Regions from separate parts of the Homo sapiens genome. Here region 2 is linked to region 1. Evidence: chromatin loops called from intact Hi-C (ENCODE). Cell type or tissue: lower leg skin. All regions are shown on one strand. Links, peaks and the distances in the headings refer to the core of each region. The heading gives the core; the rest is flanking DNA. Region 1 has its middle 310 kb from the start of MATN1-AS1. Region 2 has its middle 45 kb from the start of LINC01756.

Region 1 (15,010 bases), core at 6,752-9,251:
GGATGTGATGGATGCCTGACAACCTCACCTGAGCACTTGAATCCAGCCATACCTGAATTCCCTTGAACTTCTCAGTAACATGATTCTATAAATTTTCTGTTCTGGCTTAAGCCAATTTGAGTTTCTGTCCTTCGTCAGAGAAATGGGCCCAATTAAAACAATTATTGTACACATTTCCTCTACACTACCGAGAAATAACTTGCCTGTAGTCACACACCATTCAGTTACTGCCCAGGGATTCAAGCCCAGATCCGGCTGCCTCTAATGATAATGGTCTCGGGGAGTGCTTTAGGAGTTGGAGGCCGAGAGAGGTGAAGTGACAGACCCCGTTGAGGGTCAGGGAAAGAGGAGCTCAAGATGCAATTTGCAGGGTCTGAAACCACTCGCTGTGGCAACCTAATTTGAGGTGGCCCATGTTATAGGCAATCTCCACAATTTCCTGGAATCCTCCCTGCTCACCTCCTAGAGCCAGTCTGACCATGACAGCTCCATTATCAGGCCTCGCAGGACTGACATATTGCTGCACCCAACTGCTAGAGCAGTCAAAGAGGCGGGGGGAGAAGCAATTTCCCATCACTTCCTGGGGAACAGCCTGTCAGCTGCCACCAGGGCTGTCTGGTGGGGAGCAGGGGGTCTGTGGGAGGCTAACGGCTCCACATAAGCCTTGACAAGTATCATTCCCCAGAGCAGCAGGTGAGTCATGAATAGAGCTCCCAGCTGGAGAAGTGGCCTCATCTCCACCAACTTCCTCGGAGTTTGGTCTGAAATTTGTTTGAACCAGTGCAAGTGTGGGGAGACCTCCGGGTGCTATGGGATCCTCCTGCTGTAACAGCCAGAATCCACCAACAAAAGGCCCTTCTAGACCAATCTTTGCTCATGGACTGAGGCTTAAAGGTCAAGAGAAAACAGATGTCTCTCCTTCCACACAGAGTGGAGGGCAGGGATCAAGTCCAGCTCATTGTCAGGTCCCATGGCCAAGTGCAGTACTGGCACATTGTAGGGGTCTATTATTTTATATATATATTTAATCAATGAGGCCCTTAGAAATCATGGCCTCATTTTATGGTTAGGAAAAGTGAGTTTTACTGAAAATGTGTTGCTCTTTTGCAGTCTGATCTTGGAGTAGCCACCAGTGAGTTGGTTCAATCTGAGGTTCCCTGAGGCTTCTTTCAACCCTGAATTGCTTTGATGATCACCTGCCCAAGACACATGGCTGAGGATGGGCAGAGTCAGGAGAGAAATCTGAGTCTTCTGACCACAGACTGCCTGTTTGCCCTCCCACGCCAAGCAGCGCCTGGTCACTCACTGCCTTCACAGAGCTTATAATTTACCCAAGAATTGTGCACACACAGTGTGATAGCCAGGACTTTTAGACTGCAAGTGACAGAAACATGATGTAAGCCAGGTAAGAAATGCATTGTCTCTTATAACCAATCCTGGGAAGGGCTGTGTATTAGTCTGTCCTCACACTGCTGATAAAGACATACCTGAGACTGAGTAATTTACAAAGAAAAAGAGGTTTAATGGACTCACAGTTCCACATGGCTGGGGAGGCCTCACAATCATGGGGGAAGACAAAGGAGGAGAAAGGCGTGTCTTACATGGTGGCAGGCAAAAGGGCTTGTGCAGGGGAACTCCCATTTATAAAACCACCAGATCTCATGAGACTTAATCACTACCACAAGAACAGTATTGGGGAAACCATCACATGATTGAATTATCTCCACCTGGCCCTGCCCTTGACATGTGGGGATTATTACAATTCAAGGTGAGATTTGGGTGGGGACGTAGCCAAGCCATATCAGGCTGGAACACTGGGTCTCTCTCTCTCTCTCTGTCTCTCTCTCTGTCTCTCTCTCTCTCTCTCTCTCTTTCTCTCCCCCTCCTTCCCTCCATCCCTTCCTCCCTCCCTCAAGTTTGCTTGCTTCCTCCTTCAGAAACAAATTGCCTCCTTAGTGTCCACTGCCTCCTCCTCTACCACAAATGGCATCTTCCACAGCTCAAGCTGAGAGCCACAGGTCATGAGCCATGGGTCATACCTCAGGGTCCTCCTTCCTGGAGTCACATCAGAGAGGTGGGAGCTGCCCACCCTGGGTTCTGATGTGGAAGCTCCCAGGGAAGGTCTCTCATGACCCTGTCCTGGAAGGTGAATGGCAGCTACCGCTAGGATCACATAGATGGAGTTTGGGGGGTCAGGAGAGGGGTTGGCATTGCCTCAAACAAGAGGCTTTTCCCAGAACTGATGGACTGCCTGGACGGACAGAGCAATAGGCATCCTCTGTGTTGGGGGAGACAATTGAAGAGTGGCCCTTGGCGATGCAATCTGAATGTGTGATGCAGCCCATGGATTTGGAAGGAGGAGAGACATCTGGAGTCGTCCTCACTCCTTTGTTCCCTCCCAGGAGTCCCATTTAATTCATCCTGTGAATCTCTTTCTGCCTCTGCCCTGGCTGGCCCCTGTGTAAGGGCAGGATAAGGTCTCTCCATGAAGGGGACCACAGTCCAGAGGGCAAAAGACCTGTCAGTCAATGGTGGGACAAGGTGACCCACGGGTCATGAAGGTCCATTAGAGACCTGCAGAGTGTAGCAGGGGGAGAGGTGGGGTGCTCCGAGGAGCTGATGCTCTAGCGAATCCTGGGGATGCTGCCTGGAGGAGGAGGTTCTGAGGGGCACCCCTGAAGGAAGGGGAAATTTGTGAATCAGAGAGAAGCAAGAAAAGCAAAAACATTCTAGGGGTGAGTGTGGCTGTATGTGCACATATGATTGCATGCAGTGTGTGTGTGTGTGTGTGTGTGTGTGTGTGTGTGTGTGTGTGTGTGTTTCAGGAACTGGTACTGTTGACCTTGTGGAGACAGAAATGAGACTGGGTGATTTCCAGGGACCCATTAGGTTCTCATGACAATCCTGAGAGGGAGGCGCAACTAGATCCACCACTGTACAGATGAGGGAACCGAGGCCCAGAGAGGTGGGGCCATCTGCCCAAAGTCACACAGTGGCAGAGCAGGATCTCACCCAGGTCTATCCAGCTCTTTCCAGTCCCTACACTGCCCACCCTCACCCCAGCTGGTCCAGGGAAGTCTGGTGCCCGCTCTGCAGAGAGGCCTGGAGTAGGCAGCTACTGTATGGGGCTGGAGGCTCTGCAGATAGGGACCTCTCCCAGGGGCCTCAGTTGAACTGTCGTAAAGGGCCAAGGAAGATGACCTAAGGACCAGCTCCCAGCAGAGAAGCACAAGGCTGGAGTTAGTACAGCATGCCCGCATGTAAGCCCTGATCGCAGACTCTACCCTGGAGAGGTATAAGGCACCACTGATGATCAAGTCCCAAGGTCAGCAGGCAGCCTGTGGGGAATCCCCATGCAGTCACCATGGGCCATCAGTGCGGAGATGGGAGCGGGTGAATGGAGGAGCTGGAGTCTGTGCTGAGGTCTGGACGAGACAGGGCAACCGTAAGTCCCACTTGGCCTGAGACAGTCCCAGTTTCTGCCTGTAGCCTCAGTGTAGTTAACAGCAGTGTCGCCTTGCACTCTCAGATGTCCTGGTTTGGACAGTAATTATAGGGTCATCCTAAGGTGAGGATATTCTCTAAAGAAGAGGGGAACTAACACTGACTGCATTCCTACCAATGCCCAGGGGCCTTGACACAATTTCCCTCATTTAAGCCTCACAACAACCCTAAATCCTAGATGCCTCTTCCTGCACATCCAAGGTCAGAGGGCAGGGAATAGACATTCAAAGAAAGATCTGTGGCTTTGTCCAAGTCCACCTTTCAGGTGCTAACATGTGCAGCGGGATGAAAGAGAACTCTCCACAGTGCCTGGGGCCAGCTCCAGCAGGAGGAGCCGGCAGGAGAGAAATCTTTAGAGTGTTCTCTTTAGCTTACCAGCCAGATAGGGAAAGAATTTTATCATGTATGGGGAAAAAATAACAAGTCATAATCATAATCATCCACTTTCAACAGTGTTTTATAATACTAAAGGGTAGAAACTCAAAATAGATGGCCCTTTGTTCAGCCAGACAGAGGAAAGGCCTGGATCTGCAAGCTCAGGCCCTGAGCTTAGTGTGGAGAGACAGCAGCCCAAGGAAACAGGGGGATAAAATTGAGCAGCATCAAGAAACCACAGGGAGGAGAATCCGACAATCTGAAGCCCCAGGGAACTGCAGACTCTAGGGAGACCTCCGGCCACCCCACAGCACACAGGGCAGGGGCTCAGGCTGGTTTAAATGCTGTTAAAGGTAAGGAGTTTGGAGGACTTGGGGGCCCTCGCTGGTGACACTGGGGCCTGGGTGCCTGGTGAATCTGCAAGAGGGGGCTCAGCCTGCGATGTTAAGGTGGCAGGTGGGATTTTACTCCCAGCTCCTTCCCCACTCCCCCTGTCATGTGACCTTGCAGAGCACCGGGTGGAGCAAAACGCATTTCCCTGTCCCTCTGATGTTGGGTGCTGTGACGTGTCTCTTGCTGACCCATGGGACACAAGCAACAGCTCCCAGTTGTCCGCTGGGGCCTGAGGAGGCTTCCCCTGCTTCCCCATGTGCCCCCTTTACATTTTGGCTGGGAGAGATCATGAGAAGAACATGGAGCCGCTGGCTCAGAACAGGCCTAAGGAGCAGCCCCAGAACCCACGGAAGCCTGAAGCAGAGCCCCCCACCCTAGGCCATGGGCCATGGACTCATGAGACAGAAAGAGAAGCATTTGCTTCTAAAAGCCCCGAGACATTCAGCTTGTTACAGAGAACAAGTCAAAAAGAAAGATGAAAATCTAATACAGTCACCCAAGCAGATTTCAGCATGGAATCCTTTTTTGGGAAGCACCTGTCAGCATCTTTTAGAACGCAGCATCCCTCAGAGCCTGCTGCTCTGGGCAGCACAGATTATCCTCCTTCCCAGCCTGCAAAAAATAAAGGGACCACATTGGCAACAGGGGAGAGACCTCTGCCCACCCAGATGCTGCAGATCCTCATCTCTTGCTCCACCTCCCTAGTTACTCCAAGCACACATAGTGGGCACCCACATGCTCAGGTGTCATCCTCAGCCATCCTCTCTGCCCTCTTTGTGGACTGCCCACCCCAACAGGCCATCAGTAGGGCCTCCTGCCTCTGCCACCGGTGCTGGTGTCCTGGATCCTGCACCTCTGCTGAGGGCTGGGCATGGAATTTCTGCACTGTGCTCATCCTAAAACCCTAGAAGGCCCAGGCTATGCTGGATCCGTGGCCTGCTCTGGGGAGAATGTCCCACCTCTTGACCCTGGGTTATACCTGGCCCCCTAAGCAGCACTGCCTGAGTCCTGAGCCTCACACAGAGCCTCCTGAATATGGCAATGCTTCGGGCCTGCACACTTCTCCCCTGGAAACTGGAAACCCCGCCCTGAGGTAGGGGATGGAAGGAGCCTGGTGCATGCGTCCCCTTCCTCAGAATCATTTTTGTTTTTATCCCCAGGTGCCTGTTTTCTAAAATAAAGCCCTCTCTTCTCCTGTAACCCATTGCATTTAACTCACGCCAATAGACACTTATGGGAGGAATGACACCTTATGCTGCATACCACAAGAACCTAAGCCACCCTCCAAACCACAGGGGTCATTCTGGAAACCAAGGCATATCTGTGAACAGGCAGGGTGTTCAGCATCAGAGAGGGGAGCAGGGGCTTCTCCGTGAGCCAGGAGGCAGGAAGAGACCTGCCCGAAGCTCAGCAGGACAGGGCCAGGCACAGCCGGGTAGCTGCTGGAAACACAGACAGGACCCGCTACTGGCCCAGCTCCCGATATGGCAGACCACGATCTCATCCACTGCTCACAGCAGCCCCGTGAGGCAAGCATCATGACCCAAGGTGTACATGGGGAAACTGAGGTTCAGAGGTTTCTCTGTATGAGAAACAAAGGCTCAGAGAGGTTAGGCAGCCTGCCCAAGGACACACAGCATCAGCAGGTACTCCTGACTGGGGAGCACTGAGTTCACCTCTCCTTCGACAGACAGGGGAGCTTCCCCCCACTCCCTACCTGGAGCCCATAGACCTTTGATAATGCCAGGGCTGCCTCTGAGTCTCAACTCACCCCTTGATTTCTTGCACCCCACACTGTACACTAGGCTTCCTGTTTTACACCTATCATCTCATCTCATTTTTACAATGGCCCCATCTTATTAATTGTTCAGAGAGGTTTGGTGACTTGGCCAAGGTCCCACAAGAAGTGGAAAGTACAGGACTTGTGCTTTGATTTTTTTTCCCATTGCACCAGACAAGGTGACTCACCCCCCGCCCCCCTTGGGTTGGCAAGGTGTTCTTTCCAGAATAACTGCCAAGATCCCCCTCCCTGCCTGCCCCAAACCATGACCAACTCTCCTTTGGAACTGGCCATCCAATCAGAGGTTCCCAGGCTTCCCTGTTTATATCAGCAGTAAATATGAGGCTGGGGAGAGAGAAAAGCCAGCCCACCATGGAGAGAGGGAGCAAACACAAGAGGGATGGGGTAAGAGAGGCCAGCTGCAGAGAGAGAAGAGTGGAGAGAGGAGAGAGTCACACAGAGAGGGGGGAACAAAACCAAGGAGAACAAGACACCAAGAGGATAACAGAGGCAGCAAAATACATTAAAAAAAACACAAAACACATACACGTGTGTGCACACGAACACACATGGACGAGAAAGAGAACCTTTGGGAAAGGCTCTAAAAATGAGTGTGATGGAGGCACCCACCCAGGGAGTGAGAAACACACACACACACACACACACACACACACACACACACCACGCAGAGCCCCGACGCAAACCCTGACAGAGATGGAGGGAGACAGATACAATTCAGACAGACGGTGGGGAAAAATGGAGTGTAGAGCAGAGAGGGAAAAAAGACACAGATAGCAAGACAGAAAAAAGATAGGGAGAGATTAATATACACACAAATTGCGATGGGGAGAGGAAGCAGAGAAGCCATAGACGCTGGAGCATCAGGGCTGGGAGCTCGCACCTTCCCCTCCCCACCTCCCGCTCCGCTTCATCACCAACTGCCTCTGCTCACAGCAGCCTGAAATGTAAGCCCTGAGTGGAGAAGTTAATTCTCCCAAGTCCAGCCGCCAAGACGCACTCTGCATTCCACCCGCGTGCCCTTAGTGACACAGAGGCGGAGGGGGATCCATCTGCACCTAGCACAGGTTACTTCTCTTTTCTTAGCTTTGAACCAGATGCACTGATGGAAGGAGAGAGACCTGCCCAGCATTTGATCATCAAGCCTACGCCCAGAGCCACTTAGGCAGCTAATCGCTGAGCCATGAGCGGCCGGAGGTGGGCACAACCCAAAGCCTCTCAAGCACCCCCAGGGTGCCCACCAGGGACAAGATGCAGCCTCTGCACTAGGGACCCCCACATGGGGGGGCGACAGTCCTGGGTCCACATGACCCTTACTTGCTCCTGCCTCTGGTGAGTCTCCTGTCCTGACACCTCTAAGCCTCCACATCCATCTCTATGAAATGGGATCGTATTCCTGCAGCCGGGTCAGCTGAGTTGGAGGAGAGTTGCTGACTCCTCTTCAGTGGTGAAAGGAAATGAAGAAAAGAAATTTGTCTCATCCTGGGGAAGGCCCCAAACCTCATCCCCAGGAGGTCTGCCTGCCTGGCATTTTACAAGGCAGTGGGCCTCTTGGAGGCAGGGAGCCGAGATCAAAAGTACATCAGACATTGCACCAGACAAGGTGACTTGCCCCCCACCCCCCTTGGATTGGCAAGGTGTTCTTTCCAGAATAACTGCCAAGATCCCCCTCCCCAGTTCTCTCTTTGCCACTATTGTGGCTCTGGAGAAAAGATTAGAAAGGCAGTGCTAATTTAATTTGCCAGAATGAATAAAGATAAGACAGTGACTCAGGGTGATGAAGTGCTGGGAGCCCATAATTCACATGCCTGATAGCCCACGTTGGAGCTGATTCAGCCAGGACAGCCTCGGTTTACTGTCTCTGTCGCTGAGGAAGGCTGGCTTCCCCGCCTAGGCAGTGGGTGTGAGAGGCTTATAAATGGGCAAATGAGTTTAAGGGGAGGAAGGAGCGGAGATCTGTGGGTCCTTCTAGTGCCCATGGCTGCCACCAGGATGTGGGGAGGGAGCACTCAGATCATTCATTCATGATCACGCAGCACTCATTCACTCATTCATGATCATTTTACCAAGCAGCCCCCTGGGCCTGGAGTGGGGCATAAGTGGAGGGTGTTTTGGGATCCATCATTAAATCCAAAGGCCATCTGGCCAGGCTGCATCAGGGATACCTGGGCACCGGGATTACCTGTGTCCACGAGGGCACATGCATCACTGCACATGGGAATTTGTGTCATCAGTGAAACAGGAGTGCATTCTCAATGCCCATGGGCAGGGCTTGTTGGTGTGGGGACACCTAGATATACACAGGGCTCGCTCATCAGCATATGCAGGGCTCTGACATGCTCTGCTGCTTACTAGCTGTGTGAACTGGGGGGAGCTTTTTTTTTTTTTTTTGAGACAGAGTCTTGCTCTGTCGCTCAGGCTGGAGTGCAGTGGCACAATCTCGGCTCACTGCAAGCTCCGCCTCCCGGGTTCACGCCATTCTCCTGCCTCAGCCTCCCGAGTAGCTGGGACTACAGGCGCCCACCACCATGCCCGGCTAATTTTTTGTATTTTTAGTAGAGACGGGGTTTCACAGTGTTAGCCAGGATGGTCTCAATCTCCTGACCTCGTGATCCGCCCACCTCGGCCTCCCAAAGTGTTGAGATTACAGGCGTGAGCCACCACACCCGACCACTGGGGGGAGCTTATTACTTCTCTAAGCCTCAATGTCTGTAGAGTAAGGATAGTCATAGCACCCACTTTACAGAGTTCTGGTGAGGACTAAGAGAGTGCCTGAAAGAACCCAGCTCGGCATCCGGCCCACAGGAAGGGCTCCATGATCATGAGTTATGACCCATGTTATTTCATGATGATCATGTGAATTCTTCTTCCTGGGTGCGCGTGGAAGGTGGGCCCACTGGGCTGGTTCATGCACTTCATGGAGAGTTGCTCTTATGGCCACAGGGGAGACCTTCCTGTCACGTCCCAGGTGCTCTTTCTTCCTCCTTTGTGGCTGAGACAATGAGGGCTTGGTGCCTGGCTGGGAGGGAAGGAAAGAAGGTGGAGAGCCAGCCTCTCCTTCAGGGCCAGGAAATTTGGACTTTATGGAAAGCTGGCAGTCTGCTTTGATGGAACTGAAGGCAATTTGCAGCAACACAAAAGGGTGCATTAGAGAGGGAGGGCTGGGAGCCCCAGAAATGAGAGGCTGGAGGCTGGAAAAGAAGGGGATGAAAATGGCCCAGAGAACAGCAATTTAAATGCAACCAAAGCATGAATACTTCTGCCAGGGACCGGGGTTTCCATTCACATGGAATGAAGGACCCACGATGCAGGTGCCTTGTCTGGCTGATGGAGCAGGGGAAGGAAATCCCCACAGGGGCCAAGCCTCGGTGGGCTGGGTTTTCATTTCTTTTGTTGTGTAGTCTAAAGTAGGAACCACTGGACCTTCTTGTAATGCCTTGTGCTTGGAGCTGGGGTGCAGATTGGTGTGAAGACTCTTGGGGTTGAGGATGGAGTGGAGAGGGCAGATCTGAGTCACAGTCAATGACAGGAGGGCTCTAGTGGGAAGGAGGGAGAGGGCAGAGCTGAGTCACAGTCAATGACAGGAGGTCTCTAGTGGGAAGGAGGGGGGATTGGCAGCTCCAAAGCATGGTAGCCTGGACCTCAGGCCTCTCTCGGGCTCTCTTGTGAGCTCCCTGAACTTCCAGCGGCCCAGGCCGTCCTGGATTACAGAAATGTAGTGGAACCCCTCATCCAGGGCTCAGGTGCTCCCAGAGAATTGAGGCTAGGAATGGCCCTTGAGTTAACCCACCATATAACCTTATAGTCAGAGAGGTCTGGGGCAGCAAGGGAAGAGGGGCTGGGGGAGTTACTGTCCAAGATCACACAGTAAGTCAAGGCCTAAGCTGGACACAACCCCAGGCAGCCCACAAAGAATAAATAACTCTTTCTCTCCCATCACCTCTGTCCCCTGACCAGGGCATCATGCCTCTGGACAACATGGTACCCCAGGTCCAACTCTTAAGCTGTGTGTGGCCACTGCAGTGGAGTGCGCTGTCTCTGGGAGCACCTGTTAAAGCTCACACTGCCTGGAAGGAGTGAACCAGCCTCTCTCCCATCAGCCCAGCAGCAGGGACTCCTCTCAGACCAGGCAGAGATGCTGCAGTAATGGTGGGTGAGCCCAGCAAGGGGCCTGGAAGCAGAGCAAGCCCAGGAGGGGGCTGGACAGCAGCACCAGGGTGAGGGGTGGGTGGGAGCCTGAGTGCTGGCAGGCACAGGAAGGAGAGAGGGGCAGGGTGCTCGGGAAATGCTGTGTCCCAGGGGCCACTCTGCAGGGAAGAGCCCCTGGGTGTCGCGTGAGTGGAGGGAATTGGACCCTCCTCCAAGCACAGGATTCCATGGCCCTGGGCGGCCAGTGACCTCACTGCTCTGAGCCAGGGGTGGGGATAAGAATGCCCCCTCCCAGGACTGCAGTAGGGAGTGAGATAACCTTTACCAGGTAACATGCTCAGCCCAGCGCCTGATAGACGGGCTCCCTCCCCAGTCCCCAGTCAGGACACCCCAGGGGTCAGGACTGTGGGCTCCACAGTCCCACATCTGGGATTGGTGTCCCGCTTCACTGCCTGCTGGATGTGTGACCCCGGGCAGGTTCCTCCCCCTCCCTTAGCCTCAATTTCCTCTTTCATGAAATGATGCATTGCCCTCCAACTCTTGGTTATTCTTTGTGAAGTGTCTAACACCGGCACAGAAGACTCACCTGATCAAAGGCAGCAGGCATCACCCTGAGCTGGGGGTCTAGAGTGACCTTTTAGACAGTGAAGTCTGGACCCATGGAGGGGTTATCATTTCCACAGCTCTCATTCGCTCTGCCTGTCCCTTCCAGAATCCCAAATGTTTCAGCCATTTTCTGTGGCTGAAACAGAACATTGTAGGCTGAGTAATTTATCCACAATAGAGGTTTATTCGGTTCATGGTTCTGGAGGCTGGGGAGTCCAAGACTGAGGGGCTGCACTAGGTGAGGGCCTTTTTGCTGTGTCATAATGTGGCATAGGGCATCACATGGTGAGAGAGTGCGTGAGAGAGGGTAAGAAGGGGCTTACTTTGTTTTTATAGTAGACCCACTCCCACCATAATGACATGAATTCATTTCACATTCATCCATTAATCACTGAAAGATCACACATCTCCACACTGTTGCATGAGGGATTACGTTTCCAACACAAGGAACTTTGGGAAACACACTCAAGCCATAGCACGGTCCTCCGCTGTCCCTCTCCCGCCCTCACCATCTCGGGTCTCTCTGTCGGGCTTTGACAGAGCAGGTCTGGCCTGAACTCAGTCTGCAGAAGTAGATTCTCCATGTGCATGAAAATTGCCCATTTACTTTGAGAATCCCATAGAAATCGTTCTCCTCCTCCGCCTGCTCTTCTCCTCCACCCGTTAACGATGGGACACTGGCATGCTAGCATTCTTCCTTTCTGCCTTTATGAGCAAATATGTGATAAGAGGCTCATCGCTGACTCTTTGACAAAATGCAGCATTTTCTTTTAAGCTACATTATGTTAAGAGCAGAATTTCCTCTCTACTAGCTGATAACCTTTTCTGTTTCTTTTCTTTTAAATGAGAGCATCTCTTGTTCATTCTTGTGGAAGATCTGTTAAGGGAGATAAATTGAGAAAAGTCGTGAACTCCTGAAAAGATACAGCTTTTTAAAAAGAATTCATTTGCAGCATGAAATCTACCGAGTGAGTGTGTAAACCATGGAGTCATTACAATGTGGTGGAATTGCTTTGCTTTGAATTGAGTTGTGGCTCTGTCTGTAAGTACCTGCTCCTTTCACTGTTTCAAGCTGGGATACTCAGAGAAGCGTGCAGACCTGGCTGGGTCTGTCAGCCCTGCCTTGGCCCCGTGTGGTAATCAGGTAAACTCCCACCTGTGCCCTCTCACCTGGACGGTGGAGGAGTCTGAGGGAGGCCTCAATTCTGAATGCTCCCTGAATTCCCCATCTGCTTGAGCCCAGACCCTACTCTGGTCAACTCTGTCCCTTAGTAAAGTAACCAACCATTTCCAGTTGGCAGGGACCGAGTGCATTCTTGGTATGAGGCACTTCCAGCGCTGAAACCAGAGAAGTCCCAGGCCACGAGGATGACTTGGTCACCCTGTTCTTTGTGGCTCCTTACATTACTACCAGTGAGCCAAGACCTGTGAGGAGAGGCAGGCGAGGCCTCCATGCCCTGCCCTGAGGGACCAGCCGTGGTGCTGGTGTTCGCTGATGTGCACAGAAGAGCAGGGCTCCTTAGGGAGGCGTGGCTGGAGAAGGTGACAGAGCCTCACAGCTGGGTTCATGGGGTTCTGTCCTCTTTCTGCACTGTCTCATTTACTCCTCACAGTCAGTGTCAGGTGACAACACTGAGGCTCAGCTCGGAGGCATCACAGTGACTCATACCAGTCATCACAGTGCAGTGGCATTGTTTTGCTTTGAATGGAACTGTAGCTCTGTCTCCAAGCACCGCTTCTGCTTGTGCACCCCATCTCTGTCTCCCAGACCAGGGCACCTCCAGAGCTCAGCGGAACTGCAGGAGCCCATGCCACGTGCAGGAGTGGAGGCAGAAGCTGGCAGGGGCTGGGTGAGTGGGGCAAGGTCCTAGTCACTTCACTCAGACCTCTAGTGTCCAGCACAGACCTTGGCACAGACATGGGTGCCTTGCAGTGTGCCCTGGTGAAGGGGCCTAGGTGGGGAAGGGGAGGCCCCTCCTCCTTGGCCAGTCTCTCTAGGTCCCAGACTCCCTCACTGCCTCCAACCACACAGAGGCTTCAGCTCCCCACCTGGGCCTGCTTGGGGTTTGACAAGCACCAAAAGTTCCACTTCAAAATTCATAGAATCACAGCATCCAAGGCAGAGGGGCCTTTATCTTGGCTCTGACCGCGAGCCTGCTGTGGCAGGGCCCGGTTTGTGGGCGTGCATGTCTGCAGCCAGCCCTGTGTGCTACCCCAGGAGAATTTTATCTCAGCCCACCTCGCTTCTTCCCTTCTCCTGCCCTCAAAGGGGAACATTATCTTTGTGAGATGGCTCCAAAGTCGTGGGGACTGCGGAATCAGGAGAGGCGAGAGTGGAGAGGATCTGGAAAGATAAACTAATCTGTATAATGAAGAAGATTGGGGAGGGAGCAGGAGAAGCTGGCGAAGAGGGGAGGAGGCAGAGGAAAGAGCCAGCAAGCTCCTCATCAGGGAATAGTTTGCAGATGTGGCTTCGTGAAGGGCTCTGCAGCTTTCCCTTCTGAGAAGTGGGGACTTCAGGAAATGCTACAGGGGCTATAAGCCAGATATTAAGGGCTATAAACCCTTAATTTTCCTTGAAAGAGGGAAATAAAAGCAGAAATTCCTCTCCAGGTTATTTTTGGCTGCTGGACTGTTTCTTCCCATTGTCTACCATGTTGAGACGGAGCCTCCTGAGGCCCCAGTGGCAACCGGGTTGTCCTGTTCTGTGTGGCTTCAAAAGGGCTGGGGTAGGTTCACACATGACCGCATGCCAGAAATATCGTGGGCACCCAAGTAACACATAAGCAACGGTCCTCGGGGACGATCAGTTTCACACTGATTGAGCACCTTAGTGAGGGTCAGGCAACCGTCGGGTCAGTGGGCATCACCACCCTCATCCCACAGATGAGGAGACAGACTCAGAGATGGGAGGAGACTGGCCCCAGGCCACGCAGCCAGGCAGTGTGAGGCCAGGTGCAAACCCTGTCCGCCTGGCTTCACCTCCACACTCTTTCCACTCCTGCAGAGACCCCCTCACTGCCTCCAACCACATAGAGCCTTCAGCTCCCTACACGGGCCTGCTTGGGGTTTGACAAGCACTATGCGTTCCACTTCAAAATTCATAGAATCACAGCTTCCAAGGCAGAGGGGCCTTTATCTTGGCTCTGACCGCGAGCCTGCTGTGGCAGGGCCCGGTTTGTGGGCGTGCATGTCTGCAGCCAGCCCTGTGTGCTACCCCAGGAGAATTTTATCTCTGTCCTCTGTGTGGTTGGAGCATAGGAGGCAGAGGCGACATGTGGCTGCGGGACCTGGGCAGGGGTCAGGGAAAGGTCTGTTGTGAGCAGGACTTTCCATATACGTGGTGTTTCAACAGACAGCAGTGTGGGGACATGGGTTGTAGGTCGTCCTACGGGCATTCCAGATGGAGGGAAGGGCATTCCAAATGGAGGAGGCAGCAGGAAGAACAGCCAGGAAGTGGGGCCCAGGACACCTTTGGGAAGCAGAGAGGAGTGGCCTTTGGTAGGATCATCAAGGGAAGATGTGGCTGGAAGTGCAGGGAGTGACTCCATCAGAAAGCAGGAAGCCTCTCCAAGGGCGTGGCTTTGCACAGCTCCCCAAGTCAACAGGAGTCCAGTTATGGAACTCATTTGCATATTAAGACTCAGGTCGGTTTTGTGTCCCCCACCTCAGCCCTGCAAGCCCAAGTTCAATAGCTGTTGGCTCCTATCTTGTTCAGGCCCCGTTCTGTCTTCTAAGCTCCGCATCTGCCTGTCCAGGGACCTCAGCCCAAATCTCCCACCTCATAGCCTGGAGCCAACCCTGCAGCCTCCACAGAGACTCTACAGGCTGGGACCTGGGAGGCCACACATCCAGTCATGAACGGCTGGGTCTGCTCTAGGTCTTGTGATGGCCAATATTGTGGGAGAAGGGCTGATGAGGCTGGGGGTATGGAGTGTCTTAGAGAGAGTCAAGACTCAGGGAGGGTCATGGGCCTGCCCCAGTCATACAGGAGTCAGTGATGGAGTCTCTGGGCTGGAAGCCCGCTGCCCTGGACCCCTGGCCGACCTCTCTGACCTCAGGTCTTTCTCTGCATCCTGAGCCAGCTCGACTTACATCAAGATGATCCCTTTTCCTTCTTCTCCAGCAATTCCTCATTCACCTTCCACCTCAGTGGCTAAGATCATTTCTCAAAGTCCAGCCAAA
Region 2 (15,010 bases), core at 7,246-9,745, 1.0 Mb before region 1:
TGGAGGAGTGGCAGAGAATAATAATACTAACAGCTATCATTGACTGAGAATTTCTACCACTCAGGCACTTTATACATGATCATATTTAAGTCTTACGGCCACTCTGTAAGGTAGGTACTATTGTTATCCACAATTTGCAGGCATATTGTTAAGGCTCAGAGAGGTAAAGAAACTTGTCCAAGATCACACAGTGAGTGGTAGAGTTGAGATTCCCAAGACTAAGTCTGCTCTTCTCCAGAGCCTATGCTTCTGATCTCTGTTCTGTTAGAGGAAAGAATTGGCTCAGTAATTGTTCCTATAGGACTGAAGGTGGGGAGAACAAGAGAGAAAAAGGTAGACCTGAGATGATATCATGATGTCTGCTCTGATTACCAGAGGGGCGGCTGGACACCTCAGAAGACTTGAGGACCCACAAGTGGTGACTTTGGGTGCGTGGTTTCCTGGGCTAGGGGTTGGGGGGAGTGTCTGGGGAGTTGGTTTGGATGGGTGGGTTCAAGGGGCATGTGGGCTATAGGTGGGTGTACAGGAGGGAGGAGGCTCCAGAAGGCATCTACAAAGGGAGAAGGCATGGCAATTGGAAGGAGTGGAATGGACTCTGAGGGCTGGCAGGGATCAGAGAGGGTGAGCAGCTTGCCCAAGGTCACACAGTGACTGAGGAGCAGACAGAGAAGGGCTCCTGACTCCATCCTGTGCCTTCTAAAGACACTAAAAGCACAGGCTTTGGACAGAGCTATGTCCAAATCCCAGTTCCATCACTGAGCCTTTGGGCCGGTTACTCCACGTATTAGAGCATTCTCATGGTACTATAAAGAACTGCCTGAGATTGGGTAATTTATAAAGGAAAGAGGTTTAATTGACTCACAGTTCCACAGGGCTGAGGAGGCCTCAGGAAACTTACGATCCTGGCAGAAGGGGTAGCAAACACGTCTTTTTCACATGGCGGCAGGAAGGAGAAGTGCCGAGCAAAGGGGAAAAGCTCCTTATAAAACCATCAGATCTTGTGAGAACTCACTCACTATCCTGAGAACAGCATCAGGGTAACAGCCCCCATGATTCAATTACCTCCCAGCGGGTCCCTCCCACGACACATGGGGATTATGGGAACTACAATTCAAGATGAGATTAGGGTGGGGACAGAGCGAGATCGTATCACTTCACTCTCTGAGTCTCAGTTTCCCATCTGTAAAATGGGGGGAAGTATTGCCTTCTTCATAGGAACGCAGTGAAAATTAAATGAGGTAATGTGAAGTGCTTAAACAGCCAGGCACTCTGTCAACAGTTGATAACGGTTGGCTGCTGTCGTCATTTGTGTCCATTACTTCACTGTCATAGTTCTGTGGCTAGAAATGTAGACTCTGGACCCATCGATCTGAATTCTAACATTGTCACTTACCAACTGTGTGACCTTGGGCAGGTTGCTGAAGCTCTCTGTGCCTCAGTTTTCTCACCTACAAAATGGGGATGATATTGATACCAACTTTTTAGAGTTGTTGGGAAGAGTAAATGCATTAACGTGTGAAACGTACTTAAATGACTGACACACAGTAGCTACCTGATATAATCTTCCTCACCATAATATTACCATCCACCTCCTCACCACCATCTTCGATCAGCGAGGGGTAGAGTCTCTTTCTTCCTGGTGACTCTTACCCACCCCCCCGTCTCCTCTGAATGACTATTGCACCCACCCCCACCCACTGCCGCCTGGCCTGGCCCTCAGAGCAAGCCATTGTTGATCTGTAAGGATGCACAGAGAAAATGTGGCCTGCTGGACCCTGAGCTGCTGTGCCAGGGAGGAGGGTGGAAGCCTTGAGGCCAGTTCCCTCAGAGGATCATCCCTCAGGGGTCATCCAGGTCATCAGGCTAGTCAGGGCTGAGGGGAAGAGCACTAGAGCTCCTACTGTGTGCCAGGCACCCCATATAAATTATTATGTTTATTCCTCATAGCCCTCCATACAGTAGATATTGTATTTCCATTTCACAGATGAGAAAACTGAGGCTCAGAGAGGTAAAGAACTTGCCCAGGCCCACAGCATGTCAGCAGCAGGGCTGGATCTGAGCACAGTATTGCCAGGCTTACTGTCTGGCATCGTTCCCAGCAGGCAGCATGTGCTAAATGGGTATCTAGGTCTCTGCAAAGCCACTGCTGGGCTCTGGGTCTCCAGGCTGTCTCCCAGACCCCTACCCATTACAGGAACCCCTTTAGGGGACTGGCAGACTCTGGATCGGATACCAGAGACTATGAGTGTTTCCTCTTATAGAAAATGACCTCTTGAAAGTGGGAATTATCAGGCTTCTCTGAGGACTCCTGGAAGATCCCAGTGGGGCTGAGACCCACCAAGATTGGGGTTGCAGGCTCAGGAGACCTGGGATCTCCTTCAGGCTCCCCTGCTCACAGTTTTGAGGCCTGCTGTCTCTGGGCCTCAGTTTCCTTCTCTGTACAATTAGGGAGCTTGGACCAGATGGTTATTATTTTAACAATAACAGTAGCAGCTGGGACTTACTGGGTCTTGCTGTAGGCTTGCCCAGCAATGAGAATTCTACATGTGTTATTATCACACTTCCTTCCAAGGCATGATCTATTACCCCATTTTATAGATGAGAAAACTGATCCCAGAAAGGTTAGGTGACTCGATCCCAAAATATAGCCCAAAGCTTGTACCCTTTGTTTCTACCAGTTCCTTCGCATCAGGAGAGGGAACCCTCTGTGGCCCCCAAACAGTGATCATCTCCTCTCCGTCCATATTCACAGTGCAAGCAGATCTGTTCTTGAGTGCAGATGTAACAGTGTGAGGGGGGAGAAGAACAGGGACGTTGAGTTGCCAAGAGCAAGGGGCAGCCAGTGCAGGAGGGGACTGGATAAGCATCCTCCACCTCTCATGCTGACTCCCTACCCCGCCCCTCCTCCAACCTGGCTGGCCTCTCCCTGACCCCCGTCTTGCAGGAATCTTAGCAAACGCCAAGCTCACCTTCTGTCCTGGGGCTTGCTCAGCTCAAAAGATCAAACAGTGGGAGATGGTGTCCTGGGCAGATCTGTCCTGGACAGTCAATCAGGGGGCAGCAGCCAGATGTGGAGCCTCCTTCCTGCTGAGGAACTGGGTCTCCTGGAGAGGAAGCAGAGGACTCAGTTCTCTCAGCCTTCCTTCTGGGACTGTCACCTCTGGTCATTCATCACTGTTATTTCTGCAGGGAGGGTGGGTGGCTGAGAGAGTGGGTTGTCGATGGGGCTGGTGGCTGGGTTCCAATTGGGACTCACTGTTTGCCACCCGTGGGGCCTCGGGCTAGTCACTGTGCACCTCTGACCTGCTCACCTGCAAAGTGGTGGCATCATGTCCCTGCCTTGTTGGGGCTGTGGGGAGACTCAGTGGGATAATAGCGGTGTAAATGGCTTTGCTCATCACCTGCACGTGACAAATGCCTGCTCATGGGATTACCAGCCGTCCAGTGCACCAAATGCCTTCCAACCTTGCATAGAGGAGAAGCATCCCAGGCTCCCCACGGAGACTCAGGGAAAGGAAGCCCGTCGCAGTGGTGACAGGGGCAAGCTCGGTGGGAAAGTAGGGGACCGTATCCCCGGGCCCTGTCTGCTGCTAGTCACTGGGGTGGGGCTTTCAGGGTCTCAGCTTTATCCTCAGCGCAGCTCTGTGACATGGATGTCACCAGCCCTGTCTTATAGATAAGGAATCAAAGGCTCAGGGAGGATCATATGGCAGGGAGGGATTCATTCATCACCCAAGGGCTCCTTCCACTGACGACATTCTCAGGGCTGCCCGGGAACCAAGAGGTGGAGATAAGTATCTGGTCTGCCATTGGTGGGGCACTTACAGTGCTGAATGCTCTGCTACACCCACCCCATGGTTACTGACCCCTCACAAGCAGCTGATGACAGGGGCTGTTATCACCCCATTTTACAGATGTGGACACTGAGGCTCAAGAGCTTACGTGGCATTCCTAGGGCATGGCTGCTCAGTGTCGGAACCAAGACTTGGACTCTGCATCTGACAGCAGAGTCCACCCTCCTATCCACCCCTCTAGGCCCCCAGCTACTGTCCCTCTGATCCCTGGAGTCCATGGCCTGGTGGGGGAGCAGCCAGTGAGTACTGTGGCAGGACTTAAACCTGGGTCTGTTTGACCCAGACCTGAGCCCTTAGCCCCAGTGATCCTGGTCTTTAGGAAGCGAGCCCTGGGCAGAGCTGAGCAGCCCCAGAGCCTGAGCCCAAGGCAAGGGCCTTTCCTTGAACTAGACTATCCAGTCACTACAGTCCAGCCTCCCTGACCACCACTCCAGTGGAGTCCTGAACATAGGCTAAGCTTGGGTTGGAGTCCTGTGTGAGCTAGGAAAAGTCTCCAAGCCCCGAAGAGAACGAATGACCTCCTCCCTACAGGATTGCTGTGGGAATGACAGGAGATGAAATGTGAGGGAGCATCCCTCAGCTCACCTGTCAGGTGGATTAATGAGCTGTGTCCTGTAGGACTGTAGTGAGGACCAGATTGGATGCTGCACATGGGGGAACCTGGCACAGGACCTGGAACTCCTACAGGGCTCAACATAGGTCCCTTTGTCCTCCTGCCTTGGCCTGGCCCCCCAGCTCTGGCCTAGACTCCCGAGTCCCTTGCAGGCTTTTCTCTACTTTGCTCCTGGCTCTGAGGTCCCTTGGGTCTCACATCTACCTCTGAACACCAAGGTCATGTAGGGCCCTGGCCTCCTGGGCTGTCCAGGATGCAGAGGAGATCCAGGTGGGGTACAGAGCTGCAGGGTCATGTGGGAAGGATGGCCTCCAGGGCCCTGCATAGTCTGATTTCACCCATCCTTCCACCCCATCCCCCTGCCCAGCTTCAGGCTGCTCCCTCCCGTTTTCAGTTCCCAGGATGTGGAGGAGTCTCTCTCCAACTTCAGACCCTAAGACATTCCTTGCTTCCTCTGCCCTTCATGCCTCCCTACCCCTGTGGCCTTCTCCGGGCTCCCCCAACTATTTGCACCCCCCATCATAGCACTTAAATATTTTGTGCGATTGTGGGTTTATTCGTGGTCTCCCCCACCCTGCTGGGGGCATTTTGCAGGTGGAGACTGTGGCTTGTTGACAGCTGTATGCACAGAAGGCAGCCCAGGGCCTGGCACTCAGTCAGATGAATGAATGAATGAATGAATGAATGAATGAATGAATGAATGGATGGGTGGGTGAATGGATGGAGGAATGAAAAAAACTGCGATGTTGCCTTCAAGTAAACGTTTCATGAATGAGTAAGTGACAAGCATCATTCTTTCAAATACTTAAAGAGCTGCCTTAGGGCAAAGGGAGAAAGGACAAAGTGATCCTGTGTAGCCCCGGGAATTGTATTTAGGACAGAATAAATGTCACAGAGGCAGATTTCAGCTGAAGGCTAAGGAAAGGCTTTCTAACAGGGCTCTCTCAATATGGTGGGTGACTTGCAGGGAGTAAGCTCTCCATCACAGGAGGTATGTAAGCAGAGGCCTGGCAGTGAGGTCTGGTGTCAGTGGCCTAAGAGGTATTTCAGTACTGCACTTGTCAGTCTGGAGTCCTGGCATCAGGGGGTTGTGTGGCCCACTTCTGGGATGATGTGGAACATTTGTTGAGTGTCCTTGTTCCCCTGGCCTTTGATGGGGACAGGACATAGAAGGAGAACATCTTATTGGGGTCTATAAAGGGCTGGAGGCACCTCATATCTCCATTTGCCTGGAAAGTGCCAGACATCTGGTCTCCCAAGACTGTGGACAGGGTAGGGCTGGGACAGAGGCTGTTGCAGGCTTTGGGGTGGGAGGAGAAGGAGGAAGGGGGTACAGAGTAGCCTAGAGGAAAGAGGCAGCTTGGGTGCAGGAGCTGAGCCTGTCCTGGGTCATAGAAGTGCTGGGTGCAGGTCCTGGCAACTCTGGCATCACACTGGCTCGTGCCTTTGGGCTCATCACTTCCCTTCCCTGAGTGTGAGCTCCACTGTCTGTCAAAGGAGAGGCAGACTCAGCGCTCCCCAGCAGTCAGGAGTACCTGTTGATGCTGTGTGTCCTTGGGCAGGTCACTTAATCTCTCTGAGCCTTTGCTTCCACATCTAGAAGTAGAGCTAACAGCAGCCACCCCCACAATCCACAGGGTCATTCTGGAAACCAAGACATATCTGTGATGGAATGTCCCTTTTTTCTTCTCCCTCCCCCCTCCCCACTTCCTTCCTCCCTTCCTCCCTCCCTCCCCTCCTCCCCTCCTTCTCCCTTCCTCCCTTCCTCCCTTCCTTCCTTAATCTTTGTTGTGCACCTACTATGTTCTTCGAAAAGCCTGAACTGAGGCTGGGCGCTGTTGCTCACGCCTATAATCCCGGCACTTTGGGAGGATGAGGAAGGTGGATCATCGAGGTCAGGAGTTCGAGACCAGCCTGGCCAATATGGTGAAACCCCATTTCTACTAAAAATTGTCTGGGCGTGGTGGTGTGCATCTGTAGTCCCAGCTACTCAGGAGGCTGAGACAGGAGAATCGCTTGAACCTGGGAGACAGAGGTTGCAGTGAGCTGAGATTGCACCACTGCACTCCAGCCTGGACGACAGAGCCAGACTCCATCTCAAAAAAAAAAAAAAAAAAAAAGCAAAAAGAAAAGCCTGAACTGTTATCCCCATCCATCGACTGTGTGTGTTTGTATATATTGAGATGACTCCACTTCACCTCCCTGTGCAGCACATCCCTCCTGCTCTGTGACCTGTGGGATGGGGATGGGGACTCCTGCTCTGAGTGCAGACACGGCCTCCTGGGAGCCATGTGCTTGGAGCTGTTCAGGGACCACAGGCCCAGCTCTCATTAAATTCTTCACTCCAGTCTGTACTGCAGGAGACCTCAGAAAAGGCAGGTTTCATGAATGAAACATCAAAATGTTTACCAAGCAGTAAACACCTGACAGCAGTCCTGGTTTCCTGGACGAGGTGACACAGGTGCCCGGTGGACCTGGTTCCTCTGGATGCTCCCTTGGGAACCTCTGGGCATAGCCTCATGGCTGGTGCCACCCCCCATCCCTGAGCATGGGGACCCGTGGGAACCCTGTATTGAGCACCCCTGTGCGGGGACTCACCGAGCGTGGGACAGGGCTGTGGTCACCCCAGGTACAGAGGAGCCACCGGGTCACAGGGGCCAAGCCACAGCCCAGGGCCCCAGCGAAAAGGCAGTGGGGCCAGGAGGGGATTGAGGCAGGCTGGTTTGGAGCCCACCACAGGCCTCAGCTCTGCTGGTGGATGAGGGTCAGGGAAGTTTGCAGGTGGACAGAGGCAGGAAGGCTAAATTGCCCTCTTAGGCTGGGCACCAAGCAGACCCTTGACACCCCTCATCTCTAGCCTCCCACCTTCCCTGTGAGATGGGCATCATGCTGTTTCCCAGCCAAGGAAACCAAGGTTCTGAGGTCACCCAAGGCCACATGGAAGTGGGAGAGGACAAGGACAGGCGGAAGGGTGGACAGGCCAGGCCAATCTCTTGTGTGTGTTTCTCTGTTGCTCTCTTTCTGTACCTACCCATTCTCTCTCTCCCTTTCTTTCTCTCTCTCTCTCTCTAACACACACACACACACACACACACACACACACACACCACACACACTCTTCCCCAGTGGCTTCTGGCCCCTCTCCTAGCACCTTCCCACTGCCTGGGTGCCCGGCCCTTCTCTGGGCAGAAACCCAGGGGCTGGCCGGGCTCCAGGTGTCTATTTTGCTCTGGCCCAGACACAGAAGCAGAGCAGGAGCCCCTGAGTGTGGGGAGCAGGGGCAGAGCCAGAACTCAGCGGGAGCGTCCTGGCCTGGACCTGAACCTGCGAGGAAGGTTTGGATTTTCAAAGCTAAGGCATGCTGCATGTTTTACTTTAAGTGTTTTCTTGTTCCTTCTCACTGGCTGGTGCCTCCCTCCCTCCCAGGTCACGAAAAGATGTTCCATCAAAAGCAAAGAGGTGATCGCACAGTTTTAAGTGTCAAAGTCAAAGCTCCATCAACGTGATCACATTGAATTCTCTGAGCCCGGTAAGGTCAGGTCATTGCTCCCATTTACAACCAAGAAAACCAAGGCCAAGGTGGGAAGTGAATTGCTGGAGGCCACAAGTTCATTCCATTACTAAGTCACCCAGACCTCTGCCCTGACCTCTAGCCCTTCCTCTTCCCCACTGTCCCATGACAGCTCTGAAATCAGCTCTGGTTTTTTTTTTTTTGGTCTTTAAGACAATAATAATCTGTGAAGTATGTTGGGAAGGTCCTAGGGGACCAGCCAGGCACAAATAAGGAAGCTGGTCCTTGCCAGTGGTCACTTCCTGAATGTGGTGGTGGCCAGTACTGGGGTGACTCTCTGAGGGGCAAGATGAGGTGTTGATATATGACTTCCTTGGGCTCAGCCAGAGCTGTCTCCAGCCTCCAGAAGGGTGACCAGACTCCAGAACTTTTTCTTACCCAGAAAGCCCCGGTGCTCCCTTCACTAAGAGCATTCAGGCTCCGTGACTTTCTTCTCAGGGTCATGGGGTCTTCAGGCTGCCCTGGGTCCAGCCCCACCCAATGCAGTTCTGCCTGCACACCCGGGGGTGAGCCCAACCCCCGCCTCTCCTTTCTGGGCAGTACTGGGGACTCCTGGAGGCCGGGCTGAGTGTGCTTCACTCTCTGTAGGGAAAGTATCCCTGGGAGGCTCTGGGGCCCTCAGGGAAGGGGCTGATGGGGGCCAGTCCTTGCCCTCCTATGGAGCCAGCATCCCTTTGAGCTTGCCTCTGGGGTCTTCTGGGACAAAGTCCAGGAAATTGGAGCTAATAAGGCCGGTCTTATGGGTCATGATCAGGATTCAAGAGTCAGAGTGTCTAGTCCTGTCCATGCTTGGCTATTATTAGTCCTCTGACCTTCTTTGTGCCTCAGTTTCTGCCTCTGTAAAATGGGGATAATCATTGCTTTCTGGTAGGCTTGTTGTGAGCAGTAAATGGATGAATTCGTGTGAATCCTGAAGGCAGTGCCCGGTGCCTCGATAGTCAGCGTTCAGTGAGTCGCAGTGTTGTTGTTATTGTTCTTATTTGGCACCACGTTTCCAGGCACAGTTTGCAGGATGACAGCTTGGGGAAGTAGCTAGAGCTTCTGATTTTCATGTTTAATGCATCTAAGTTTAGGGCTTGGAGCAGGAGAGGACATCGCCATCTGGAGGCAGAGACTCAGTTCTCTGCATCCAACTGAGATGCACTGAAATGCTTCCATTGGCAACTGGGGAGCAGGCATGAAGACAGGGCCAGATGGGACCCCCAGGGATAAGGAAATGAGGTGGAGGGACACAGACGGGCAGCAGCGGGGCAGCTGGCCAGAGAGGCTCCCTTCAGCCCCCACACCTTCCCTCCACTGAGTGAGTCAACCTGGGCAGGCCCCAGAAACTGGAACATTGAAAAGAACATTAGTGTCCAGCATGTCCCCCATTTTACAGATGAGGCCCCAAGAGTGGAAGATCCTTGCCCAAGGTTATACAGCAAATCATTGTCCAGGCTAGGCTGAGGCCCCAGGTTTCCTGACTCCCTGTCTAGTGCCCTTTCTCCTTAGAGAGTCAGGAGAGATGAAACTGAGAGGGGCAGGGCTGACCCCCAGGGCTCCTTAACCTAGGGGTCTCTGAGAGAGGCAGGGCTGACCTCTGGGGCTACTTAGAAGCCATCAACCCAGGGTTCTCTGGGTGGAGCTTGTGACCTGGACCTCATTATCAGGGTAGGTGAATGACTCCTGTCAGTCAGATGGGGATGCTGAGGCTGAGAGAGGGCCAGGCTGGCTCAGGTGGCTTGGCAGGTAAGCAACAGGCAGGGTCTTAGGTTAAGAGCTCTTATCTCTAAGCACAGCCAGCATCCCCGAGCTGATACCTTTCATTTAAAATCTCACCTAGAGCTTTGGAGACAAAGCCGATTTTATTACAGCTTTCATGTCTTGCACAAACCATGCCCACACGCCTGTCGTCTTGTAATTATTCTTGTACCTCTCTCTGTCTCTGGGGTCTCGAGGCTCCTCCAGGCTTGTGCAGCCTCTCCTCCCACTGCCAGGCTCCCAGGGCTAACCCTCAGTGTGGCATAAAGTGCTGCATTATTTATTTCCTAATAAAAAGACAGCTTGGGTGACCCGATGGGAGATTAAAATGGATTTACTATGAGATGATTGACCATAAAACTGCAGGTTAAATCAACATGAGACGAGGTGGGGGACAAGGAGATAGAAAGTAAAGGACAGGAGCTGCTGGTGACATTAGTCAAGGGGGTTCACATTCGCACAGGTGACCAGGATTACTGTTGCCTTCAAGCTTCCTTCCAGAGAAGGCTGTGGGGGTGGCCTGGAACGAATTCTCCCACTGTGTGGCTCCAGGTGCGTCCCTTATAGTCTCAGAACCTCAGCTTCCCTATTTACTGAATACAGAGACCGAAGTAGAGGCTTCTTGCTTGGTATGAGTGGAAAGAGCATGGTCTCTGACACCAGATAGGCTGGGGCCTGGGTTCCAGCGTGCTGGGTCCCGGGAGTGGCACTAGGCAGACAACTTCTCGAAAGTTCTCTTTTCTTTCCATGGAGATGGCAGTAATAATGGTGATGTTCGTGATAATGATGATGATTATTATTCTAGTAATAATAATAATAATAGTGATAGCATAGCTAACATTCATCAACGGCTTAACTACACTTTAATACACTTAGAAAAACATCACGTGTTCTTAGTCTTTCACATACATAGAATCATACAGCCCTCACAACCACCCTGTGGGTACTATTGTTATTTCCATCTTGCAGAGGAGGTGGATTTCCCCACAAGGTACGGTAGCACCCCAGAGAGCAGATTGCTGGCAAGCCTGTTTGGCACCACAGTGGGTTTCCTGCTTGCCAACCTCAGCTTGTGGAATCTCAGAAACTTCCTTACCATTCAGTGGCTACAGCCACACCCTCTCCAGTGAGGTCTGAATCATAGCACGGGAGTGGGAGTTCTTTCAAATTTGTTTATCCCTTGAGTACTCTGCCTCAACTCCACATATTGGCTATGTCTGCCTAGCATTCTCTTTACTCCTTAGTAATTAATGCCATCATTAGGCAATCATTCTTCTCTCTCTTTTTTTTTTAGAGGGGCGTCACATTCTGTTGCCAAGGCTGGAGTGTAGTGGTGCAATCATGGCTCACTGCAGCTTTGAACTCCTGGGCTAGGCAATTCTCCCACCTCAGCTTCCCGAGTAGCTGGGATTACAAGCTTGAGCCACTGCTCCCAGCTCTAGGCAATAATTCTTTATATCAGGCTTTTCCTGATAAAATTACTGTGTGATCCTGCCTTCTGACTAGATCCCAACTGACATAGAATTGGTACTAAGACTGGTGCTGGGATATAGACTAGCAACGATGGTATTTATAATTTTTAACTAAACTTTAAAATGATAAAAAACCATTCTTAGCTCATGAGCCATGCAAAAATAAACCGTGGGTTAGATTAGTTTGTCAACCCCTGGCTTGGAGATACAGTCTGATGTGGTTTGGATCTGTGTCCTCACCAAATCTCATGTCAAATTGTAATCGCCTGTGTTGGAGGTGGGGCCTGGTGGGAGGTGATTGGATCATGGGGTCAAAGTTTTCATGAATAGGCTAGCACCATCCCTTAGGTGCCGTTCTTGTGATAGTGAGGGAGTGAGTTATCATGAGATCTGGTTGTTTAAAAGTATGTATCACCTCCCTCCTCTCTCTTCCTTTTGCTCCAGCCATGCAAGATGTACCAGCTTCCCCTTTGCCTTCCACCATGATTGTAAGTTTCCTGAAGCCTCCCCAGAAGCTGATGCTGCCAGACTTCCTGTACAGCCTGCAAACTGGGTAATTTATAAAGAAAAGAAGTTTAATTGAATTAAAAAGTTAATTAACTTTTCCTTATAAATTACCAAGTCTCAGGTATTTCTTTATATAATTTTTTGTGAGAATTGGTACCAGGAGTGGGATATTGCTATAAGGATACCTGAAAATGTGGAAGCGGCTTTGGAACTGGGTAACAGACAGAGGTTCTAAGAATTTAGAGGGCTCAGAAGAAGATAGAAAGATGAGGGAAAATGTGGAACTTCCTAGAGACTTGTTAAATTGTTGTGACCAAAATGCTGATAGTGATATGGACAACAAAGTCCAGGCTTAAGAGGTCTCAGATGGAGATGATGAAATTACTGGGAACTGGAGTAAAGGTCACTTTTGCTATGCTTTAGCAACGAGCTTGGCTGTATTGTGCCCCTGCTCTAGGGATCTGTGGAACTTTGAACTTGAGAGTGGTTATTTAGGGTATCTGGTGGAAGAAATTTCCAAGCCATAAAACATTCAAGATGTGGCCTGGCTGCTTCTTTTATATATATATTTATTATACTTTCAGTTCTAGGCTACATGTGCACAATGTGCAGGTTTGTTACATATGTATATATGTGCCATGTTGGTGTGCTGCACCCACTAACTTGTCATTTAACATCAGGTATATCTCCTAATGCTATCCCTCCCCCCTCCCCCCACCCCACAACAGGCCCTGGTGTGTGATGTTCCCCTTCCTGTGTCCAAGTGTTCTCATTGTTCAATTCCCACCTATGAGTGAGAACATGCAGTGTTTGATTTTTTGTCCTTGTGATAGTTTGCTGAGAATGATGGTTTCCAGCTTCATCTATGTCCCTACAAGAGACATGAACTCATCCTTTTTCATGGCTGCATAGTATTCCATGGTGTATATGTGCCACATTTTCTTAATCCAGTCTATCATTGTTGGACATTTGGGTTGGTTCCAAGTCTTTGCTATTGTGATAGTGCTGCAGTAAACATACATGTGCATGTGTCTTTATAGCAGCATGATTTATAATCCTTTGGGTATATACCCAGTAATGGGATGGCTGGGTCAAATGATATTTCTAGTTCTAGATCCCTGAGGAATCACCACACTGTCTTCCACAATGGTTGAACTAGTTTACAGTCCCACCAACAGTGTAAAAGTGTTCCTATTTCTCCACATCCTCTCCAGCACCTGTTGTTTCCTGACTTTTTAATGATCGCCATTCTAACTGGTGTGAGATGATACCTCATTGTGGTTTTGACTTGCATTTCTCTGATGGCCAGTGATGATGAACATTTTTTCATGTGTCTGTTGGCTGCATAAATGTCTTCTTTTGAGAAGTGTCTGTTCATATCCTTTGCCCAATTTTTGATGGGGTTGTTTGTTTTTTTCTTGTAAATTTGTTTGAGTTCTTTGTAGATTCTGGATATTAGCCCTTTGTCAGATGAGTAGATTGCAAAAATTTTCTCCCATTCTGTAGGTTGCCTGTTCACTCTGATGGTAGTTTCTTTAGCTGTGCAGAAGCTCTTTAGTTTAATTAGATCCCATTTGTCAATTTTGGCTTTTGTTGCCATTGCTTTTGGTGTTTTAGACATGAAGTCCTTGCCCATGCCTATGTCCTGAATGGTATTGCCTAGGCTTTCTTCTAGGGTTTTTATGGTTTTAGATCTAACATTTAAGTCTTTAATCCATCTTGAATTAATTTTTGTATAAGGTGTAAGGAAGGGATCCACTTTCAGCTTTCTACATATGGCTAGCCAGTTTTCCCAGCACTGTTTATTAAATAGGGAATCCTTTCCCCATTTCTTGTTTTTGTCAGGTTTGTCAAAGATCAGATAGTTGTAGATGTGTGGTATTATTTCTGAGGGCTCTGTTCTGTTCCATTGGTCTATATCTCTGTTTTGGTACCAGTACCATGCTGTTTTGGTTACTGTAGCCTTGTAGTATAGTTTGAAGTCAGGTAGCGTGAAGTCAGGTATGTTCTTTTCGCTTAGGATTGACTTGGCAATGCGGGCTCTTTTTTGGTTCCATATGAACTTTAAAGTAGTTTTTTCCAATTCTGTGAAGAAAGTCATTGGTAGCTTGATGGGGATGGCATTGAATCTATAAATTACCTTGGGCAGTATGGTCATTTTCATGATATTGATTCTTCCTGTCCACGAGCATGGAATGTTCTTCCATTTGTTTGTGTTCTCTTTTAATTCACTGAGCAGTGGTTTGTAGTTCTCCTTGAAGAGGTCTTTCACATCCCTTGCATGTTGGATTCCTAGATATTTTGTTCTCTTTGAAGCAATCGTGAATGGGAGTTCACTCATGCTTTGGCTCTCTGTTTGTCTGTTATTGGTGTATAAGAATGCTTGTGATTTTTGCACATTGATTTTGTATCCTGAGACTTTGCTGAAGTTGCTTATCAGCTTAAGGAGATTTTGGGCTGAGACGATGGGGTTTTCTAGATATACAATCATGTCATCTGCAAACAGGGACAATTTGACTTCCTCTTTTCCTAATTGAATACCCTTTATTTCTTTCTCCTGCCTGATTGCCCTGGCCAGAACTTCCAACACTATGTTGAATAGGAGTGGTGAGAGAGGGTATCCCTGTCTTGTGCTGGTTTTCAAAGGGAATGCTTCCAGTTTTTGCCCATTCAGTATGATATTGGCTGTGGGTTTGTCATAAATAGCTCTTATTATTTTTAGATAAGTCCCATCAATACCTAATTTATTGAGAGTTTTTAGCATGAAGCGCTGTTGAATTTTGTCAAAGGCCTTTTCTGCATCTGTTGAGATAATCATGTGGTTTTTGTCTTTGGTTCTGATTATATGCTCGATTACATTTATTGATTTTCGTATGTTGAACCAGCCTTGCATCCCAGGGATGAAGCCCACTTGATCATGGTGGATAAGCTTTTTGATGTGCTGCTGGATTCGGTTTGCCAGTATTTTATTGAGGATTTTTGCATGGATGTTCATCATGGATATTGGTCTAAAATTATCTTTTTTTGTTGTGTCTCTGCAAGGCTTTGGTATCAGGACGATGCTGGCCTCATAAAATGAGTTAGGGAGGATTCCCTCTTTTTCTATTGATTGGAATAGTTTCAGAAGGAAAGGTACCAGCTCCTCCTTGTACCTCTGGTAGAATTCGGCTGTGAATCCGTCTGGTCCTGGACTTTTTGGTTGGTAAGCTATTATTGCCTCAGTTTCAGAGCCTGTTATTGGTCATTAAGAGAT

Evidence for each region. Hi-C counts contacts between places; a loop is a spot of excess contacts. Peaks named below come from ENCODE experiments on the same cell type or tissue, not always from the same donor. Only the 100,000 strongest peaks of a DNase experiment are listed, where the experiment ranks them.
Region 2: it touches region 1 in a loop (35-fold over the local background); 14 of 110 quality-filtered maps call a loop at or near these places.

What each region holds. Positions count from the first base shown.
Region 1 is chr1:30,400,119-30,415,128 of GRCh38, forward strand. No RefSeq gene overlaps it. Among named protein-coding and RNA genes, the nearest start is that of MATN1-AS1, 310 kb to the right of the region's middle. RefSeq lists enhancers at 12,166-12,667, 12,668-13,167. In lower leg skin, for the core only: no CTCF peak of the experiment used is centred there; a DNase peak (open chromatin) is centred at 8,273.
Region 2 is chr1:29,387,734-29,402,743 of GRCh38, forward strand. No RefSeq gene overlaps it. Among named protein-coding and RNA genes, the nearest start is that of LINC01756, 45 kb to the left of the region's middle. RefSeq lists a silencer at 6,730-6,930. In lower leg skin, for the core only: no CTCF peak of the experiment used is centred there; a DNase peak (open chromatin) is centred at 8,538.